Regions from separate parts of the Homo sapiens genome. Here region 1 is linked to region 2. A link is a contact called in ENCODE Hi-C data. All regions are on one chromosome and are shown on one strand. The core of a region is the stretch at or near the end of the contact, and the rest is flanking DNA. Distances in the headings are between cores, read along the strand shown. Region 1 has its middle 75 kb from the start of LINC01163. Region 2 holds the start of FANK1 (fibronectin type III and ankyrin repeat domains 1).

The links. A loop is a pair of places that touch in the nucleus more often than their neighbours do. Pooled maps may share reads with other maps.
Region 1: a pooled map shows a loop between it and region 2 (7-fold over the local background). The contact joins the enhancer-like site here to the promoter of FANK1 in region 2. A Hi-C loop is called at or near these places in 5 of 50 pooled maps.

Annotation. Positions count from the first base shown.
Region 1 is chr10:128,209,521-128,212,309 of GRCh38, forward strand. No RefSeq gene overlaps it. Among named protein-coding and RNA genes, the nearest start is that of LINC01163, 75 kb to the right of the region's middle. RefSeq lists an enhancer at 1-529 and silencers at 729-918, 1,009-1,168, 2,498-2,647. Within about 2 kb of position 1,256, at least 16 of the 41 ENCODE cell types and tissues checked have a DNase peak (open chromatin) inside an H3K27ac peak, as active enhancers do.
Region 2 is chr10:125,895,175-125,897,874 of GRCh38, forward strand. FANK1 (fibronectin type III and ankyrin repeat domains 1) reads left to right here and starts at 1,390. Exons shown (of 11, transcript NM_145235.5): 1 at 1,390-1,481. The coding sequence starts at 1,469. It also overlaps a transcript of DHX32 not described here. RefSeq lists silencers at 895-974, 1,195-1,274, 1,435-1,574, 1,666-1,960.

The sequences.
Region 1 (2,789 bases), core at 6-2,505, 2.3 Mb after region 2:
CGCGATCTCGGCTCACTGTAAGCTCCGCCTCCTGGGTTCACGCCATTCTCCTGCCTCAGCCTCCCGAGTAGCTGGGACTACAGGCGCCCGCCACCACGCCCGGCTAATTTTTTGTATTTTTAGTAGAGACGGGGTTTTACGGTGTTAGCCAGGATGGTCTTGATCTCCTGACCTCTTGATCTGCCCGCCTCGGCCTCCCAAAGTGCTGGGATTACAAGTGTGAGCCACCGCGCCTGGCCTTAAGTTTATTTTTAAAGAGTGCCTTTCATGGATTCTCCCATTTAATTCTCACATAGTCCCGTGGGGCTCTATGTCCTTCTGCATTGAGGAAATAGGGCACAGGGCTGAAGGGCTTTGCGCAAGCTCCTGGGGGAGCAGACTGCTGCGCTGGGCCTGAAACTGCAGCCCGGCCCCAGGACCTTCCCTCAAAGGGAAGTGCCCACGAATATTGAGGAGGTGGGCTCTTTGCTTGCAGACCAGTTCATCATACCACAGGCTGCCTGAGAGTCTGCGGCCCTGTCCCGTGCTGCCTGCGGAAGCCCGCAGGGCCCGCGTGGGAGGAGAGCCTGGGCTTGGAAGCCCCGCCAGCGAGGGCATGCCCTGCACAGAGGAGGGAGTGTGGAAAAGCGAGAATGAAGCTGTTTTCCTTCCCAAATTAATATGGAACAAGGAGCAGCTTAATCACACTTTGGGTTCAGTGATGTCTCCAGTTGCCACAGTAATCAGAGGCGGCCTTTACAAATAGATTGCATTTGACCTTGTTGGTTTGATGGACGGGAGTGGAGTCCGGCCGCGGACGGCGTCCCTTCCAGGGCCGGCCGCCAGAGGGCGAGCGCGCCTTCCCGGGCGGGGCGGGGACGGGACGGGGACGGGGAGGGGACGGGACGGGGACGGGGAGGGGACGGGGACACGGACACGGGAGGCTTCCGCTCGCCCGCGGGTGGCGTCTCTGCTCCCACTAGAGCGGGCCAGGCCTCTGGGTTCCGTTTCTCAAGCACACAGGGAGGGTGGCCGCGGGCCAGGGGCGGCCGCGAGACTCCACGTCCACGTCCCGGGCAGTCCCTCCGGAGGTTGGGCCGCGCGGCCCGGGGAGCGGAGCGCTGCGCTTCTCTGCGAGCACCCCGGGGCCTTTAGGCGCCCCCGTTTCCTCGTCAGTGGGGGGCGCGGTGCCGCTTCTCCGCGGGCTAAACTGCTGAGGAAGGGGCGAGTTCCTGCGGCCCCTGCCTGTCCCGGCCACGCCCCACCTCCGCCCCGCCGCGTTGCGCGTTCCCGCGGGGCCCCGGGCACCCCTGGGGCCCCGGGGATCTCTGACGCCCCCTTCCCTCCAACCCCCGCTGCGATCCCACAGGTGGGGTGAACAGCGCCCCTGCTGTCCCACGGGGCGTCTTCGCGGGTGATGCCCACACTCTCAGCCTGAAGAGCAGGACCTGTCCGCGGGTGGGGCCCACCCCCAGGCTTCCGGTGCCCGCGCGGCCTCCAGGGCGCCTCCCCCGGGCGCATCCTCCGGGCCTGGCAGGGAGCGCAGCCTGGGAGTCAGGGGCGACTGGAGCCCACCTGCTCAGCGCCCACCGCGGCGGCCCTGCCCTTTCCCCCGGGAGCAGCAGGGACAGCCTTGGAGCAGCAGCTCCCGCAGGGGGAGGAATGGCGCAGTGGCCCGAGGCTCTGGAGCTGGCCCCCTGCTCGCCCGGGGCTACCTCGGGGAAGCGCAGAATTCGCACCTTTCTTCTCCAGCTCCACGCACCCCTCATGGAACCTTAGCGAGGCCCAGGGCAGGGGATGCTGCCAGGCCGCTGCCAGGCTCTGACGCGGTTGCGGATGCCTCGCCCGGTCTCTCCGGAGGTGGAGGAGTGGCACCCCTGGCTGTGCACTGCGGTGCACCGGTGTCTGCTCAGGGCATTCTCCACCTTGCCCTCCATCCCCTCAGGGTCAAGTGAGGAGGGAGACAAATATCCCACCTTCAGAAACAGCCCTGAGAAACGTTTATTTCCAGGGGACAGTGCGATTAGACCTCTCCCGGCGCGGTGTATTTCTGTGCTTAATATTATTATTTATACATCAATATTGACATCCAGCGTCCATTGATACGTGGCATGCGTAGGTGCTAAGAAGCGCCAGCTACATAGCATGCTTTATTTATGTGCGGTAAATATTTAAAGACTCCCATGTGTTTCGATTGGAAAGTGCGTATTACTGGACAATTTCGTTTCAAAGCTTTCTCTCTGATGTAAGGTTTATTAAGATGTATGAGGTGGCTGCGGTGGCCTGATTGAGAGCCCATGAAAGTCCTGAGAAATAAAATTCTGCTGCTGCGGCCCAGGGAGTCGGCCTTCCACAGTCCCGTTTAGGAGCCGGGGCTCTTCTCCGTTATTAAGACGTGGTAGTTTGCTCTGCATGAATTACCAGCTGTTTGGTATTGCCTGAGAGGGACGGGGTGGCTAGTTTGAAAAGTCAGTTTGCAGGTTTTCCACGATGGCAGAGGTGCCACCTGTGTCACCAGCCGGCGGGGCTGGGAGTTCATCTAGCCCGGGCTATGGACAAGGCCGTGTGCGTCCAGACGGGGCCGCCAGAGGGCGCGCGTCTGCGGCCGCGGGAGGCCCAGCGGGGCCTGAGAAGTGGGCGGAGCCAGCCCCGGCCGGAGGAGCTTCTTGCTTGCAGGTGTCAGCGGCAGCAATTTCAGGCAGGGTGGCCAGGCTGCTCCCCGAGGACAGCATCTTGGAGGAATTGCTTTCATTTCCTCCCAGCTAGTCCCTCTGCCCAGCACTTGCCGGCAGCTTCTTCCATGAGGGCGG
Region 2 (2,700 bases), core at 140-2,639:
AGAATATATGCTTCTCAAGTTCAATTAACCTCTCAATGATTCCCTAAGAGGAAAGTAATTCTCCTTAGTGTCCTTGTCATCCATGGAGTGGAAATCTTTCTACTGGCAAGATTAGTAATCACTTCCATGACCCCCAAAACGGCTCTTCCTTCCATTTCCCTCAAGTACTGTCTGGAGCAGCGGTTGGAATTAATAGAGGGGCCATAATCTCCAGACCTGAATACCAAATCAATCCTGCAGCCCCCCACACCCTTAATGCCCCTGCACTTTCTTGCTTATCCTTTTTCTCTCGTCTCCATTTTTCTTTCCTCCTTCTGGTGTTCCGGAACCTATGATACTCTCCTGGTTGTTTGAATTTTTACAACCTACCAGATAATAATCTCTTGTGATCCTCAAAGCTTCCTTAAAGCAAACCCTGAATCACTGTGTTTTAAAACCAGTATGAAAGACTATTGTGTGGGATAATGTTACATTGTTTCACAGCCCTACAAAGTTTGGCCACAAAACGTGTGGGCAGATTCCGTAACTCAACCGGAAACGCGAAGGACTGAAACAAATCAACACACAAAAAACGAAGCCAGCGAGAAAGATCCAACCCGGGCCCCCTGCCTGAAATGGGACACGGGGATGACGGGGCAAAGCCGGGCAAAACCGTGCTCCTGGCTCTCGCGATTCAGGAGACGCGCCAGGCTCACTGGGGACGACAGCGACGACGGCGGCGGCTCGCATTGCTCCACGCTTCCCGTCAGGGGGGCTCGAGGGACCGCCCCAGGCCCGGCCCATGCCCGGGCTCGGAGGGAGCCCCTGGTGCGAGGGCTGCCCGCAGGGCTCCGTCCTCCCGCTGAGGCGCGGCTCCCGGAGCAGGAGGCGCGGAGGCCGCCCTCGGCGTTTCGGAGTCGGGGCGGGGAACGTCCACGGCCAACTGCGGGCAGGGGACCCCCAGGCGGCTACAACAGGTGCGCCGGGGCCGCCCACCCGGCTCGGGGCGCGCCCGCCCCTGCGCCGACCCCCGACCCCTTCCGCCGCCGGGGCCCCGCTGTTACCTGCAGCGGCGGCTCCCGATTCCCGGGAGGGCGGCCCAGGGCCGGCGCCTTACCCGCGGGCAGGCCCACTCGCCCGACGGACGCCGCGGGTCGGCGACAGCGGGGACCGCGGGTCGGCGACGTCGGGGCACAGGTCCTGCGGGGCCGCGGGGGCCGCCAGGGAGGGCGCGACCGCCTGACCGGGCTTCAGGAGCAGTGTCCTCAGCCGGTGACCTGGCCGCTACCCTCGCTCAGTGTCCCCGGCGACGCGCGGGTCCTCACGCGCTCCCTCACTTCCTGCGGCTTTTGGTCCCTCCCGCTCGCCGTCCCTTTAGTTCTGCCCACTTCGCCTCCGGGTTGTCAGGGCAACCGTAGCGACGCCGGCCCTGGCTGAGAGGCGTTAGGAGTCCGGGGGTTCGCCCGCGGAGGCCGGGGAGCAGCCGACCATGGAGCCCCAGAGTAAGGGAGGCCCGGGCTGGAGCTGGGACCGGGGCGGGCGACCGGGCTGGGGCTCCCCGGGAACGAGTGTGGGCGCCCCGCGCGCGACTCCGCAGGTTTCAACGCTCGGACACGGAAATACGGTTTGCGTCTCCTCGCGCTTTTCTCTCCTGGAGAGGGGAGAAGGGGGCTACATCCTGCCAAGTCTGTATGGTTGGGCCGCCGGCGCCCTAGAGTCCGCGCTGGGGGCTGGGAGCGACTGGAGAGCCCCGAGGTATGGGTGGGGAAGGGCGCAGCGACCCCAGCGTGCGTCTTCCTGAAACTTCGCCCGGACGGTTCCATTTACTCCTCCTCCTACTCATGATTTTAGTTTGGTAGTTTGGTTCATTAATTGTAAGTAGCCCATTTTTCTTCTAAAATGTCAGCAATTAAACACGTCCGAGGCTGGGTCTTGTATTTATTAGAGACCCCGTCTTACTCCCCGCCCCCCGCCCCACACCCCTAGTCTGCGACTTGAAGGAGAGAGAGAGAAAAGAAGAGCTTTGTCCAAGTGTATTTGATTCATTCTTAGGGGTTCTACAAGTTAGGACACTCAAAAAATGTTTGTAATCTCTTTTTCTGTTTTCCCATGTTGCTTTCGATGTATGGCAAAAGTTGTGCAGTTTTGAGTTATCAGATCTAAACACGAGCTCTAACTTACTATTTTTGTTGTTGTTTTTACCTTTCCAGGGACTTTGTTTCAAGGCCTTTCTTTCTCTGCCCCGCCTAAGCTGTCTTATTGTTCCTTTTGTTCTCAAAATAAGGGGAGTGTTTTGTATGGAGACTTAAAATTTATCTAAAACCTTTATAGAAGGATGCAGTTTGACTCTCAAACCAAGTCGTCTTATCTTGTACAATTTCAGAAATGAAGAACTCAGACCAAATCTATTCTCTGGGGAAAATGTTGGCATTTTTAAAGGTCATTCGTTTTCCACCAAGAAAGTTTCAAATACTTTTCCTTTTAACTCATTTGCTGAGGAGAAAGCTTGCAAGTTGTGACTTATAGTTGCTTGATAGATTTTGTACAGTATTTGTCATTTGCATTTACAGCTCTTTGGATTCTACATTTTTTTAACCTAGTAAAAGAAATTTAGCATACAAGAACGCTAAAATTTTTGTTTTATGTCAAACTGATGGCAGGCTGTGTATATTCCCGCCTTAGAGAAGTGAGTTGAAATATACCTTTTAAAAACAGCAACTT